Regions from separate parts of the Homo sapiens genome. Here region 2 is linked to region 1. A link is a loop called in an ENCODE intact Hi-C map of the cell type or tissue named here. Cell type or tissue: adrenal gland. All regions are shown on one strand. Each heading gives the region's core, and the rest is flanking DNA. Links, peaks and the distances in the headings are about the cores only. Region 1 overlaps ITPR1 (inositol 1,4,5-trisphosphate receptor type 1). Region 2 has its middle 8.4 kb from the start of SUMF1.

Region 1 (8,339 bases), core at 216-8,215:
ACGTGGCAATCTTTGGCATGCAAGTTGCCCTCAGCACAGTCCTCCTGAACCTTTTCTTTCCTCTGCATAAATACTCTCCTTAGCAGCCTCCCACCTCTTGTTCTCCCTAATTTCACACCTGAGCTTACACTCCCTTCAGAGATTTCTACAGTACCCACAGGTTCTGCAGGTAGTCTTCCAAACATAACATTGGACTGCATCCATTTGGAATGAAGGCTTATTCTTTGCGGAGAGCCATTTGTTCTTTCTGCTTAAGAGTTCTCAGCTAACACTGACTGCAAACTCAAGAGGGGGAAAATATCAAAGGGAAAAAACTCAATGGATTCAGTAAAATAAAATATAACATTTTCCAACATGCAAATATGGTTTTTCTCTGTTCAAAGCCCAAGCTGAAAGGATTCACCTTTAGAGAGTTCTTAAGTAGCATTTCTTGGACTCAAATGATCAAAGAGCTCATCTTTAAGAGAAAAACTGCTCATGAGCATTCCCCTTACTCTCAAGAATGTCCAATGGCTTCAGTTTAAGAAATGCTAATATTATGTTTCTACCTATGCTTAGAATAAGTACAGTATAACAACAGCAACGCAATGGTTACTGGTTCATCTAGAAAGAAATGTCAAATTAACCATCAAGAAGGCATATTCCACATTAAAGACTAATTAAACACGAGCAGCTCTAAAGAGCATAGTCATTTGTCAAAAGACATATGAAAGGCAAGAGAAGAACAGAAAATTAAAACAACATTGGAGAATAAATATCTAAAGACTTCTCTTAAAAGAAAGATACTCTTGGCCAGGAGTGGTGGCTCATGCCTGTAATCCCAGCACTCTGGGAGGCCGAGGCAGGCGGATCACCTGAGGTCAGGAGTTTGAGACCAGTCTGGCAAACATGGTGAAACGCTGTCTCTACTAAAAATACAAAAATTAGCTGGGCATGGTGGCGGGCGCCTGTAGTCCCAGCTACTTGGGAGGCTGAGGCAGGAGAATCACTGGAACCCGGGAAGCGGAGGTTGCAAAGAGCTGAGATAGTACCACTGCACTCTAGCCTGGGTGACAGAGACTCCATCTCAAAAACAGATAAATAAGACATTCTCAAATATCACATCTAAAACTTTGTCAAAACTCTGTTAAACTAAGAGTTAATACTATTTTAATTCTGTTATAAAGTTTAATGATGCCTGAGCCTTCACATCACCACTGAATTAGCACTAAATGTATTAAGCTTATGGACCATTTTAAGAATTCACTTTTCCTATAAGTTCTCATTAAGGAGAAAACTTCCCATTTCTTTTCTAAATGCACAAATATCAAATTTAATTCATTTCAGTTCACATGTTAGTTTTTATATAAATCCCCTCACAAAACCAAGTCTGGGCTAGGCGCGGTGGCTCATGCCTGTAATCCCAGCACTTTGGGCGGATCACGTGAGGTCGGGAGTTCGAGACCAGCCTGACCAACATGGAGAAACCCCATCTCTACTAAAAATACAAAATTAGCTGGGCATGGTGGCGAATGCCTCTAATCCCAGCTGCTCGGGAGGCTGAGGCAGGAGAATCACTTGAACCCAGGAGGCAGAGGTTGCAGTGAGCTGAGATCATGCCATTGCATTCCAGCCTCAAAAAAAAAAAGCAAGCAAACAAACAAAAAAACAAACAAACCCAAGTCTGGTATTTAGACAAAACTATCCATGATTCTTTTTAGGTTCAACAGGAGGCAAGGCAATAAGGTAGATGAAAAGGTAACAAGGTACAAACACTACAGGCCACTGATCAAGGCTGTTTCTACCCTCAGAAAGAATGAGATCTGGTTGGTTAAATCCCTCAAGTACATTCCAAGAATGGGCCCTCACTGTGAGATACTGAGTTAGCACCTTTTGGCTGGGCGCAGTGGCTCATGCCTGTAATCCCAGCACTTTGGGAGGCCGAGGCGGGCAGATCACAAGGTCAGGAGATCGAGACCATCCTGGCTAACACAGGGAAACCCCGTCTCTACTAAAAAAAAAATACAAAAAATTAGCCGGGCGTGGTGGCGGGCACCTGTAGTCCCAGCTACTCGGGAGGCTGAGGCAGGAGAAAGGGGTGGACCCGGGAGGTGGAGCTTGCAGTGAGCCGAGATCGTGCCACTGCACTGCAGCCTGGGCGACAGAGTGAGACTCCGTCCCCACCACAAAAAAAGAAAGATATTGAATTAGTACCTTTACTGAGTTAGCACCTTTCTAAAGGATACTCAGGCAATATTGACCAAAAAACTTTTCACTCAACATAACATTGACTTAACAATTCCACTTCTAGGAGTTTCTCCTAAGAGGACAACCTGGCATATGCACAAGGCCATACAACTTTTTTCAGAATGGCAAATGTTGTCAAGATCCTGAATATCACTCCCTACCTAACGTCTGCCCATAGAGGCTGCTTATCTAAAATGACAGTACTGCCAAACAAGGAAGTAACCGTGTAGCCATTAAAAATGAGGATAGAGGCCAGGTACGGTGGCTCACGCCTGTAATCCTAGCACTTTGGAAGGCTGAGGCGGGCAGATCACCTGAAGTCAGGGGTTCAACACCAGCCTGGCCAACATGGCCAAACCCCGTTTCTACTAAAAATACCCCCAAAAATTAGCCAGGTGTGGTGGTGCATGCCTGTAATCCCAGCTACTCAGGAAGCTGAGGCAGGAGAATCACTTGAACCCAGGAGGTGGAGGTTGCAGTGAGCCAAGATCGCACCACTGTACTCCAGCCTGGGCAACAAGAAAGGGAAGTGAATAGCACACTCCTGTTGATACTTTAAAATGTGGAGACACAGGAACAGAATAGGGGGTAGGAGAGTAGGGAAAACATCAAAATAAAACCCAAGGTTATCTTTGAGGAACACAATTTACGAATCACATCAATTAATATTTTTTTGCTTTTCCTACTCACAGATTTTGGAATACTCCTCCTAAAATACAAGTGTGTAGTTTCTTCAAAAACACCTTCATCATGTCTCTGTGTCAGGTACTCTGAATTTTTTAAAGTCATGCCATGGCTCATGTCTGTAATCCTGGCACTTTGGGAGGCCGAGGTGGGTGGATTGCTTCAGCTCAGGAGTTCAAGACCAGCCTGGGCAATGTGGCAAAACCCCAACTCTTCAAAAAATACAAAAATTAGCCAGGCATGGTGGTGTGTGCCTGTGGTCCCAGCTACTGGGCAGGGAGGTGGGAGGATCACTTAAGCTCAGGAGGCTGAGGCTGCAGTGAGCCGGGAACATGTCACTGCACACCAGCGTGGGTGATAGAGTGGTGAGACTGTCTCAAAAAAAAAAGAAAAAGGCATCTTAAATGTGTTACCTTTTCATTACTTTAAAATCCTGATAATTTAAATATCTATTACTCTTTTCCCTTGAATAATGGGTTGCGGGCTGTTTTTAATTTCTAAGGGGAAAAAAAACACTCTATGAAATGGTTCCACCACTATTATTCACCATGTTCCCTAAGCAACATCAAGGTCTGCCCCATCATAGCCACCTGTTATTTTATTTCAGCAACAGAGAAACTATTATCGAATGACAATAGAAAGGTGACTGAAACAGTAAGGAAAGGTTATTTTGTTAAAGTCAACAAGCTCTGAATCATGTAATGCGATATTGAAGCAAGGCTTCTAAAAACAAGCAATGTAGTACCCAGACAATAAGGACCTGTCACTCCTCTAGCTCTTCCTAGCTGGTCAAAGCTGTGACTTAAGTAATCATTTCTCAGAACAAAACAATGTAGGTGCTTGTTTCAAGGTAACAGCTATGCTGCTGTCAGAAAACAGTAGTAATGGCCTTTAGAAGAAATTTATGTGATTTGCGGATGGGAAGAAGCTCATTTTGTCAAGAGACCCTTAGGAAAACATGACCAAGAGAGTCAAAATCCAGTTATTCCTGCAGAAGGAAAAAGCATAGACAGTATCCAGCCACTAGATGTCACTCTCCTTCAAAGTGCTGTTGATGTTGCTCATCCTAGTCAAAAGGAAGTCAAGTGGTCTAGACAACTAATTCCTTAAATGGCATTAATTTAAAATAGTCTGACTTCTGATTGGGGTGCTGCATAGTAGTTGAGAAAAATAAAAATGAAAACCCACTGGAGACTGGCCATCAGTTCCAAAGGCAAAGTGGCTGTCCAAAATACAACATCGTATTGGCTGGTGGGAATGTAAATTGAATGAAATATGTAGATAACTTTAAGACACTAGGGGGAAAAGTTCCAGCTAAGTAGGAAAGTAGGAACTGCAGAAAGTGAAGCACAAAGTCAACATTCAAGACCTGAGGCCGGGCCCAGTGGCTCATGCCTGTAATGTCAGCACTTTGGCAGGCCAAGGCAGGTGGATCATGAGTTCAGGAGATCGAGACCATCCTGGCCAAAATGGTGAAACCTCGTCTCTACTAAATACAAACAATTAGCCGGGCGTGGTGACGCACCCCTGAAGTCCCAGCTACTCAGGACGCTAAGGCAGGGAAATCGCTTGAACCCGGGAGGTGGAGGTTGCAGTGAGCTGAGATCGTGCCACTACACTCCAGCCTGGCAATAGAGCAAGACCCCATCTCAAAAAAAAAAAAAAAAAAAAAAAAAAAAGACCTGAAAGTCACATCAGTAATCTTAAATCAGGGAAAAGAACTGGCTTCCTTTTTTATTTTTTAAAAACATAAACAGCATGAGAGAGATTTCTGTTTTTCTCTTTTTTCTTTTTAATAAGGAGTTGACCATTTTTGATCACCTTATGATTGAACTTTTTTCAACCATGCTGTTTTCTTCACAGTTCATTCATAGGAAGGAGTGTCGAAAGGACTTGCTGATGAAACATAACATATAGAGCACAGGTTGCAAATGGGGCTGAAGAACCACATCCAGCCTGAGCCATTTCTTTTGGTGTTGAGTGTATATTTCAAGCCTTAATTGAATTAGTTCCCAACATCTTTTTAAAATTGAGATACTACACTAAAAGCATGGATTTTTATCTTCTCTTAAAAAGTGGAAGACGTGGCAGCAGCTCTCAGCCCACATTCCCAAGCAGTGACAGTAGGGAAGTAGAGCTGCCCCTCCAGACCCACCCATGGGACTCTCCACTTGGCAACACTACCCACCAAGCCCACTTTATTCCTGTTGATTTCCCGTATGGCCAAGAGGAATCTGAATTTACAACCCCTGTGGTAAAAAGTATAGGAGAGGAAAGAGTTGGAGATGTATTAATAAGATCTCACTGAACAAAATGATCTTTATACCAGAAAAGCAAAGTGAGGACAACTAAAGACACATAGACCCTCCAGAAAGATAGCCCCCTATGGGCATATGCACTAAATATACATACATGCAGGACTGACCAACCTTCCCCACCTATTCAACTAGATTCCCATGTTCCCAGCACAGACTTTGAGGAGATTATGGATTGCTGCAGTGACTGGAAGAGGGTGCTACTGATGTTCAGTGGACAGGAGCTAGGGATGCTGGGTAAAGTGAACGCATGTTACAATCCTATGCAAGGATGAACCATCATTTATCCCATACAATTGTATGTCCAGCTGGATATTCACATAAGTTAAAAAGTTATCTGTCGGCTGGGCGCAGTAGTCCATGCCTATAATCCTAGCACTCTGGGAGGCTAAGGCAGGAGGATCGTTTGAGCTCAGGTTGTCAAGGCTGCAGTGAGCCATGATGGCATCACTGCATTCCAGCCTGGGGGTATCTGTAATTACCTGAACCTAGCACCCCACTCCATTTTACATATCAACAGAAATCACAGCTTTCCATGGTTTTATTAATACTATTAATAAATTTTCCAAACGTGCAAGTACTACTTAAGAAAGAAAAGAGTGTACTTTGCATTATTCATAATATAATTAAGAACTGCTGATTATTTTGGAAAAAGATACGATCATAATCCCAAAAGGCACAACAATCCTGAATGCCATAATCCCAAATGTTAAAATCCCCAAAGGTCAAAAAAGACCAAAATCCCCAAAATATAATTCCGGAAAAAATAATTTTAAAATTCTTTAAAAGAGATTGATATTTTTAAAAGAGGATTTGAGAAACATATAAAAACACAACAGAACACTTCACAGGCCATTTTATACAATAAAATGGGGAATAGTAACATACATATTTTTGCAAGCATAAATACTCAGGTATACTAACAATGGTCACAGGGATTATGCGCAGATTAACCATAAAGAAATAGGTCAAAAAGGGAAATGTAAAATCGTGTATCACTATGGTTGGTGATTGTGTGCACCAAGCTCATACTGCAGTCATCTGAAATACCATGACCAGCAACCTGAGTCTTTTCACAAGATCGATCAAAACCACAGAGGGTCACCACTGGATATGCAGTCGCCCAAAGAGCTGAGAGCTCAAGTAATTTTATCTTTCACAAACACAAACATCTCTTCATTCATCGAGGAAGAACATCCCTTTATTTGCAGGGGAAGTTCCCATGTTTTCACATATTCACGTCAAGTTGTAACAATGCACTTTCATGAAGTTAAACTTGCAAAAGAATGCATAAAATGAATCAGAACTCTTTAATGTTAGTCGCCACACCATTTAAATCTCCAATATTGAAAATGATGCGAAGATTAAACACATAGCATAGTGAATTGTAAAAAATAATGCTGACAGGGCTGAGCACGGTGGCTCACCCCTATAATCCCAGCACTTTGGGAGGCCGAGGCAGTGGATCACTTGAGGTCAGGAGTTCGAGACCAGCCTGGCCAACATGGTGAAATGCTGCCTCTACTAAAACTACAAAAAAATTAGTAGGGCGTGGTGGTGCATGCCTGTAATTCCATCTACTTGGGAGGCTGAGGCAGAAAAATCGCTTGAGCCCGGGAGGCGGAGGTTGCAGTAGGCCGAGATGGCGCCACTGCACTCCACCCTGGGCAACAGAGTGAGACTCTGCCTTAAAAATAATAATAATAATAATAATAATAATAATAATAATAATGCGGACAATTTAAAATAGTAAAAAAAAAACTTTAAAAATCTGATATAAGAAAAAGTGTATTGCAGGAATAGATTATGGGCATTTGAACAGAGACAGTCCACAAGAGCTGGCCTAACATGCAGCTATATCCTACGACTGTGATTTTCAGGATTTTACACTTTAGGGATTTAGACTTTTGGAACTGAATTTTTAGGGATTTCAACATTTGGGATTATGGCACTTGAGATTATGTCTTTTGTGATTATGCTTGAAGCCCTTTTAGAAAACCACGTCACAGATAACATGCTTTTCACACTGCCAATACCATATACCTACACCAGTCACAGTCTACAGCTGCCTCACTCATGGGGTTTATACAGAGAGGTGCAAGCACTTACTTCCTCACGCCTTCCAGAGCAGTCATCCCTGAGCATTGACTTAAGAAGAGTATTCAATTTACTATATAATTTATTACTTTCCTTTTATTTCTCCTTTATAATTTTTTAAAATTGGTATCTATTATTTATGAATTTTATTCCATGTTCATAAAGCCATATAATATTTGCTCTAAAGAAGGTACAATGCTTTTGTTGGGATTGAGGATGTCTGATATAATCATCATTATTCAAATAACGATGCAATTCCAGAAGTCTTCAAAGCAATCACTAGCCTCCAAGTCTTTGAGTCCATTGTTTCTTCTTCTTCTACCCTCTAAATCCCATGGGTGCCTCCGACTGAGGCTTACTCGGCACTTCCTTCTTCCTCCAGGAAGCCCTCCCTGACCACTGTATCACACCCTCTTATCCAGCAAAGACCGATTTGGCACCCTTCCTATGTGCTCCCACAGCTTTGTGTGGTTTGTCCTGTAATATAGTACTTATCACTGCCTCTTTATTCTTTGATATTCAGCTCCCACAGGGTTAAGACTGTTATACTTCTATCTCTAGCACCTAGCACACTGCTCATTCATTATTCAGTAATTATTTCCGAGCACCTACTATGTGCCAGACACTATTACAGAAGCTGGGATACAGCAGTGAGCAAGAGAGATAATGCCACCACCTGGTAGAGCTGTCATTCTAATAAGCGACAGGTGATAATTAACGAAGCTACTAAATATAATTGCAGACCCTGATCAGTGCTGAGAAAGATATAAGCAGGGTGCTATCATGGAGAAAAACAAGCAAGACATCTCTTAGATAAGGTGGGAGGGGAAGACCTTGCTGAGATGACACTTCGGCTGAGACACAAAGGCTCAAAGTCCTAGCTCAAGAAGAGCCAGGAAAACAATGTTCTCAACAGGACAAACTGAGGGTGCAAAGGTCATGTGACAGTTGAGAGTCTGAGGTGCTCAAAAAATAAAATAAAATATAAAATAAAATAAAATAAAATAAAGCTCATAC
Region 2 (8,339 bases), core at 280-8,279, 160 kb after region 1:
CTCAGTTTACCACACCACCTACTAGCCTTCTGACTTGGGCAAGTCATTTAAACTCTCTGAGCCTCGCTCCCCTAATCTGTCCAACTGGCATCATGATAGAACTTCCTTCATAGGATTGTTGAAAGAACCACATGAAATCTAAGTGCTCAGCACATAGTAAGTACCAATAAATGAGAACTATTATTAATTAATACTACAGTCTATTTTTATTAATGTGTCTTTACTCCTTGCAAGCAAAGATACTTAATTAAATAGCTGGTTATACAAAGTTATTCGCAATGCGAAGTCTTTTGATTGAAAAGTGACATTTATAAAAGGATGCTTGATAATGAAAATTGTAGAAATGTTAGTGATCTACTCAATCCCTTCTTGCACTGATAAGGAACTGACACCTGAAGAGCCTTCCAGATCACACAACCAAAGACAGACTATGCTGGGATGAGAGGCTGAGCTTCCTGACCCCAGGCTTGAGTTCAGTCTGTTGACTCTCAGATTACTGGGATTTAAACTACTAAATAAATTTAGCAAACTTTTCTATCTATTCGCTTTACCAGTTATTTATTTATTTATTCATTCATTCATTCTTTCATTCATTTTTTGAGACACATCCAGGCCGGAGTGCAGTGGCGCAATCTTGGCTCAGTGCAACCTCCACCTCCAGGGTTCAAGGATTCTCATGCCTCAGCCTCCAGAGTAGCTGGGACTACAGACGCGTGCCACCACACCTGGCTAATTTTTGTATTTTGTAAATTTTGTATTTTTAGTAGAGACGGGCTTTTACCATGTTGGCCAGGCTGGTCTCAAACTCCTGACCTCAGGTGATCCACCTGCCTTGGTCTCCCAAAGTGCTGAGATTATAGGCGGGAGCCACTGCACCCAGCCTAGTTCTTTATTTAAAAAAATTTTTTTAAACAAAAGGCATGATTAAAGTCCTAATGCTACTTAGTGTATTATATGTTATGTTATAATAAATTCACTGTTTATTACAGTAGAGTTTTATTCCACTGGGTTATTGTCCATTGATATGCCCAATTGTCACCAGGAAAGAGACACTTTTCCATGGGGGAGATCACAAGCCTGTCCTAGTTTCCCAGTGACCTACCCTGTTCTGCTGCTGCTGTGATCCAGAGAATGAACTCCTCATAGTGGAAGGAAAATGGGGTCCTTCAGGTGGCTTTTTCTTTTTTCACATAATGATAATACCAATTATCCCAGAACAAGGAGGAGAAAAAAACCCAGTTCTTACTTTCTTGTCAGATTTCCCAGAGGAAAGAGCATGGCATAGTTCCTTTTTCTTCTCCGAAATTATTTCCAAATTAGTTTGCTCCTGGCCCAGTTTACGTCTATTCATTTCTGTAGCCATTGCATCACACCCAAATGAGTTTCCTCTTTCTATTGTTCGACAAATTTTCACAAAATATTTGAAAATTTTCTGCTTCCTCTTCATTCTGTTTTGTGGGTAAAGCATTATATTCAGACTCTTTCCTCTGGGAGTCCTTTGAGTTACAAAGTTAAATGACATTCCATGGGCAGGAGACTTGGAGAAAGCTCTCACTGTTGTGAGGTGAGCGGTTTGTGAGCGGACATTTATCATCCCTGTTGGCTTATCCATGGGTGTGCCTCTGGGTGCCTTGTACGCTACTTAAGAACTTGTCATTAATTATAATAATGGTAACACATTATAATAGAAACTATTAAGGTCTTACTATGTGCTAAGTCCTTCACATAGATCATCATATTTAATCCTCATCACAATCCTAGGAGGCGGGTTTTATTTACTCTATTTGATAGATGAAGAAAATTAAGAATTCCAAAATTTAAGTAAGCCGCCCAAGATCATTCAACCTGGAAGCAGCAAGGATGGCCTGAATCCTAAACTCTTATCCACTATTTCCATGGTGCTCAAATGGTAGTCCTCAGACCAGCAGCAAATCAGCACTACCTGGGAAACTGAAAGAAATGCAAATTCTTGGACTGGGCAGTGGCTCATCACCTGTAATCCCAGCTCTTTGGGAGGTCAAGGCAGGAGGACTGCTTGAGGCCAGGAGTTCAAGACCAGCCCAGGCAACAGAATGAGACTCTCCATCTCTGTAAAAAAATTTTTAAAAATTAGTTGTGCATAAGGCTGCACAGTGAGCTATGACTGTGCCACTGTACTTTAGCCTCTGTGACAAAGTGAGACTCTGTCTTTAAAAAAAAACAAACAAACAAAAAACAAATTCTCAACCTGCACCTCAAATCTACTGAATTAGAAATTCCCAGGGTGGGGACCAGCAATCTATGTTCCAACCAGCCCTCCAGGTGATTGATGGATGCTGAAGTTAGAGAATTAATTGCACCTTGCTATGCTTTACATGCACAAAGACCACACATGTAACCAGAGAACTATAAAGATTGTCTGGGAAATGACTCCAAAAACTTTGTGTTTTTGGCCAGGAACTTGCTGGGACCCGAGGTTTCCTATCTCTCAGTGGGAGGGCTGAGAACCCCATGGTGTTTCAGAGACTCCCCTGGTATCTCCAAGTCAGGACAGTTAGCATTTCTCAAAATTCCCATTAACGCTGACATCTGAACTCAGACTATCTGTGCCTGAGCCCCAAATGGTTATCACCACCTCTACCCCATGCAAGACCACTCTCCCACTTTCCTGGCAAAAAGGGAGCATGGTGAGAGGTTGAGGGGCAGAGTCCCTCCTCTGGTCACAGTCCCACTGTGGTCCAGCTGTGTCATAGCCAAAGCACATTACCTGACTCCCCAAAGGATGCCAAGAGGATGGAGGGCACACATCTATTGACCCTTTTGCCTCTGAATTCCAGCCTGCACCTAGTGATGATGGTGGAACTGAAATATTTGGATTAGTTTCCCCTTGCTGCCATTACAAATGATCACAAACTTAGTTGCTTAAACAATACAAATGTATTATCTTACAGTTTCATAGGTCAGAAGTCCAATCTGAGGCTCATTAGGCCAAAATCAAAGTGTTATCAGGGTTGTGTTCCTTTCTGGGGGCTCTAGAGGAAAATGTTCCTTTGCCTTGCCCAGCTTGTGACAGCCACCCACATTCCTTGGCCCTTGGCTTCCTTCCTCCATGTGCAAAACCAACAATGTTGCATGTTTCTGACCATTGTTCCATGCTTTCTGACCACATTGTTGCATCTTGCTGACCACAGCCAGGAGGGGTTCTCCTGCTTATAAGGACTCTTGTGATGACGTTGAGACCTTCAGGATAATCCAGGTTATCTCCCCATCTCAAGGACCTTAACTGAATCATATCTGCAAAGTCCTTTTTACCATGTAAGGTGGCATATTTACAGGTGAGACAGGAAAAAAAGAGATAATGAATTCATATATTATTTATCAATTAGAGGAATATATAAAGCCATTTTTCCTTTGTTCCAAGACCATTTGCTAAAATATAAACCTCTGCTTTAAAAACATTTTTTTTTTTAGGGAAGAGGAAGTACTACCACATTATAGGCATCCATAGCTCAAAAAATACGTCTAGATTTCAGAACCATAAACTAGGATGGAAATTTGTCTTATAAGCAAAGTAATACCATAATAATCTCATCTAGTGTTTATTTTCCTTCTTATAACTGCCTACTTGATTTCAATGGAGCACTGTTATGAAGTAGGCAAGAAGAAGAAACTCAGGCTTACAGAAGCTTTGTGACTAAACCTAAAGTCCCCTAAATAAATTCCAGGACCCAAAGTCCAGTCTTTGACTCTAACTCTAGGACTCTTTGTATTACACTAGTCAAGACTGCTCTAAGTAGAAGTAAGTCTTCCTGGAAAGAAGTTACTTCCTCACTGAACCCCTAAGCCACCTTAGGGGATCCCCTTAGTCACACATCCCTGGGAAACCACAGAGTAATTACAAGGATTGAGAGTTCACTCCTATGTTAAGCACTAGCTGAGGTCTGAAAAGGTGATGTATATTTGTACCTTCAAATATATACAGGTGCTTCTGATGTGATTTAATATGCAGTTTCCTTTGCTAATGGACTGCCTCACAGCAGCATCTTGACATTCCATTTTCTAAAAAAAAGAACCCTAAACGTAAAACTGCTATTGAATGAACATCTGAAATATATATATATACAAAGACATATATATCTCCTCTCTACAATTGAGCTCTCATTTGTGAAAAAGTTGGGAACCATTTTTCTCCCTCATTTTATCTGACTTCAAACATTGTGATATCTAGGCTCTAAAAGAGACTCATGACTGTGATTTCTTCTATTATTTCTTCCTCTCTCTTTCCAAAGGCACATAAAGCATCTTTCACTTGCTCTAAATTTCTTTTGGTGCCGTTCTGGCTACTTCTCACCCTTCTCTCCAAACACCACTGCCCAGGAACATCAGGAAGACAAACGGTAAGTTTGGAGGAGAATAATTACAGGCTGTACTGGAGTTGTCCATCACAATGCCTGTAATGCTGCTAGCATTGCTAAGAGAAAAGTGCCCCACCCAGCACAGGTAGTAAGGGGTAGAACTAGTGGCTTATTTTGTGAACGCAGTAGTTTGCAAAATGTATGGATTAGCATCATCTTGGAGCTTGTCAGAAATGTGAATTTTTGGGTCCCACCCAAGACGTACTGAATATGGTGGCATCCCCAGCAATCATTGCTTTAAGAAGGCCCCTAAGTGAGTCTGATGCAAGCTACAGGTTTGCCTGACCCAATTGCAACTGATTGGACCAGAAATAGCTACGTGACTCAAATGCAGCTAAAGCATAGGCTTCCTATTGGTCTATGGTGTCTTGTGGTGAGAGAAAGAGGAGCTGGGCAAACCAGGCTTCCCCTTTGTGGCAGGTGAATGGGGAAACAGTGATGCTGAATGAGGCTGTGCAGTAGCATTGAGGCCATGAAGGGTCAGGAACATGCTGGGAACGGGAACTGTGACTAAGCAGAAGCTGTGAAGCCAAAAACAACAATGACAAAAAGACAACGAGGAGGGGGGAGGAAGGCAAGCCAACTGGAAGAGAAAAAATAAGTGTGCAGGGAAAAGCAGACCTTGGAGAGCTGGGGAGTGAACCAGGAGAGCAGCAGAGTGAAGTTCAAGAAAGTCCGCTGCTGAGGTCCCAGAGCTGCTGCAGCCTCTAAGCCAACTCCTGGTTCTGTTTTTCACAATGTGCCAGTGCCTTCTGAAACTAATCTTTCTGTTGTCTGCAGCTTCTGTCCTGTGTATTCTTAAAATGTATCTTTTCTTTGCATTTTCTTTAAGGAAGTCTTTCCCCATGCCCTCCACCCCCACCCCAGTGCTTTCAAGGAGTGGGGAAAGTAAGACCAGAAGCATTTGAAAAAGAAAAGGGGGCGGGGCGCGGTGGCTCACGCCTGTAATCCCAGCGCTCTGGGAGGCCGAGGCAGGTGGACCACGAGGTCAGGAAATCGAGACCATCCTGGCTAACACGGTGAAACCCCATCTCTACTAAAAATACAAAAATTAGCCGGGCGTGGTGGCGGGCGCCTGTAGTCCCAGCTACTCGGGAGGCTGAGGCAGGAGAATGGCGTGAACCCGGGAGGCGGAGCTTGCAGTGAGCAGAGATCACGCCACTGCACTCCAGCCTGGGCGACAGAGCGAGACTCCGTCTCAAAAAAAAAAAAAAAAGAAAAAAAGAAAAAGAAAAGAGGAAATGAACAAACCAAAACGAAACATTCTCTGTACATAACTTTCTCCACAGCACAAACTACAGTGCAAACTAGTAAAACTAAAAAGCCTAAATTAATAGGCTTTCCAATCAGATAATTTCACCAATAAAGGGCTCCAAAGACAGTCCAAAGAAAGAACCATATGAAAAATTTTTTTCTACCTCTAATTATTTGGACTTCTCTCTTTTACTCTCTAAGTATAGAGGAAGGTGTCCTTTTTTTTTTTTTTTAAAATACTTTGAAATGCTCAGTTTAGATATTAAATGGGTTGACAATAGAAATAATCATAACTAAAAACTCTTGAGCTATTCTTATGCACCAAGCAATGTTGTATGTCACATGGTTTAAGTTATTTAATGTCATTTTCACAAGGGCAAGAATTCTTTTCTGTTTTTTTTTCACTGATGTATTCTCAGTGCCTGGAATAGTGCTTGGCTACTAGTTGACACTCAATAAACACTTGTCTAATGAATTAATGAGAATCTTCATACAATCCTTGGGTACTATTATATCCATCTTGCAGGCCCTCCTGGATGTAAAAATGGAAAGCCACATTTCAAATGTCTATGTGAGTATAACCCTCCTGGATGTAAAAATGGAAAGCCACATTTCAAATGTCTATGTGAGTATAACACTGTCAGGCAGCAAGTTTCTACTTGGACCAAGACCATGAAGGTTTTTATTCATTGGATGATATATTCATTCATTCAGTAAATATTTACTTAGCACTTATACATACCAAGTGTTGTTCTAGCCATTGAGGTTACAGCATTGAATCCTGAAGATGCTATAGCTGCCCCCATGGGGAGACAGAGGAACAAAAGAAATCATTTCAGATAGTGACAAGAGCTATAAAGACAATAAAGGAGGTGAGGTAAAAGAGCAGAATGGGAAAGGGTTATTTTGCATTTGAGAATCAGGGAAGGTTCCTCTGAGGAGATAAGGTTTGTACTGAGACCTGCATGACAAGAAAGAGCCAGCTTTGAAAAAAGTAGGATATTGCAGGTAGAAGGAACAGCAAGTACAAAGACCCTGAGGTAGGGCTGTGCTTGATGTGTTCCAGGAGCAGTAAGAAGGATACCATGGCCAGAGCATGGTGAGCAAAGGACAATTTGATGGAAGAAGAGATCAGAAAGGAAGGCAGGGGCTAGATCATGGAGGACCTTCTTGGCCACAGTGTGGCAGCCCGGGAGTATGTGCTGAGATTGCTCTTCAAGACAGAACCTGCCTCAAGGTGTACAGTCAATGGAGAGCCCACAGCAGAGCTCTTGTAGGATTGGCCAGTGTTCCAACTGAGGCCACGCTCTTCCTGGGCAGCTCCAACAAATGATTGAACCTGGTGGGAAGAATAGGGTTCACCATTTTGGCTCAATGCATAACTCCTCTAATAAGAAGCCTTTGCTCTGGACTTCTGGTTGACCTGGACTAGACTTTCTCAGTGCAGTACCAGACTCAGAGGCTTTTCCTCCTCCATGTTCCTTCCTGCCTCCCTCCTTCCACAGGTAGGACTTGTATTCAGTTTGGAGGCTTTCCCTTCTGATTCCTTCCTATTCCCTCTCTCCTTGGGGTTTCACAGGTGTGACCCTCCCCCCAACCCCATAGGATTTCTTGCATTTCTTTTTCTTTTTTTTTATTCTTTTTTTTTCTTTTCCTTTTTTCTCTTTTTCTCCTTTTTTCTCTCTTTTTTTTTCCTTTTTTTCCTTTTTAATGTTTTTTTTTCTTTTCTTTTTCTTTTTAGAGGTGAGATCTCGCGGTTACCCAGGTTGGCTTTGAACTCCTGGGCTCAACTGCAACTACAGGTGCACCACCATGCCTGGCTTTCTCTTGCATTTTTAATGACATCTTGGCATCTCTTTTTAAGAGGAACCACACTGACACAATTGGTAGTGTGAGTAGTCTGAGAAAGCAGGTGGTAAAGTGGAGTTTGGGGACTGGGTCACTCACTGCCTGCCTGGTGATAAGGATCCCATCTTGAGTGGGGTTTGATTATTTTTGGGCACAAGGCCCAGCTGCTAAAAATGTTACTGGCAGTGACCTGGGAAAATGTCCAGGTGAAAAGGAACGCCTGTGCCAGCATGCTGACTCAGGAGTTTGAAAAGTGTAGAGGAACAATGAATGCAAGGATAATGGAATTGGCTGGTTATTACCAAGCTGCACTGACCCTCTCTACAAGGGATAATGAGAAACTGAGAGCAGTTAATAAACAGCTGAGAACCAAGTGTGAGAGCCAGAGGGTCTCTTTGGTAGTTTGCAAAGAAGTCTTCTCCTGCCGTGCAAGAGCAGACCCAGCTGAGCGGCAGAACCCAGAGTTCCACCACAGATGTTTGGATGCTCAGCCAAAGTAGATCTCCTATGCTAAATTCAGGAATCTGGTTGGAAAAACATGGGGCCTGGAACCTGAAAAGTGAGGCAGGGACATCTAGGTGGATGGCCCTGTGAAATGTGGCTCTGCAGACTCCTTTGGGACCCCAGAGGGAGCTCGCAGAGGTAGCCTCCCTACTGAGAACCAGTAGTTTCCACATGTGGAAAATACTGCATATACCAGAACTTTTTTTTTTTCCTGCTTAAAAACAACAGCCTCCCACCCCCAAGAAAGTGCCTCTACATCCTCTTGTGGCTGCCAGGTTATAGCCAGGGTCAAGTTTCAGTATAACCTGGCTGAGGGTAGGCTGGGCCTGATAAAGGACA

What was found. Peaks named below come from ENCODE experiments on the same cell type or tissue, not always from the same donor. Only the 100,000 strongest peaks of a DNase experiment are listed, where the experiment ranks them.
Region 2: a loop joins it to region 1, with 2.3 times the contacts of the local background. A loop is called at or near these places in 14 of 110 quality-filtered maps.

What each region holds. Positions count from the first base shown.
Region 1 is chr3:4,629,180-4,637,518 of GRCh38, reverse strand. The region is part of intron 5 of ITPR1 (inositol 1,4,5-trisphosphate receptor type 1); the gene reads right to left. Among named protein-coding and RNA genes, the nearest start is that of EGOT, 120 kb to the left of the region's middle. In adrenal gland, for the core only: a CTCF peak has its summit at 3,927 (motif pointing right); no DNase peak of the experiment used is centred there.
Region 2 is chr3:4,471,481-4,479,819 of GRCh38, reverse strand. No RefSeq gene overlaps it. Among named protein-coding and RNA genes, the nearest start is that of SUMF1, 8.4 kb to the right of the region's middle. RefSeq lists a silencer at 4,674-4,723. In adrenal gland, for the core only: no CTCF peak of the experiment used is centred there; a DNase peak (open chromatin) is centred at 4,805; H3K27ac peaks cover 1,013 bases.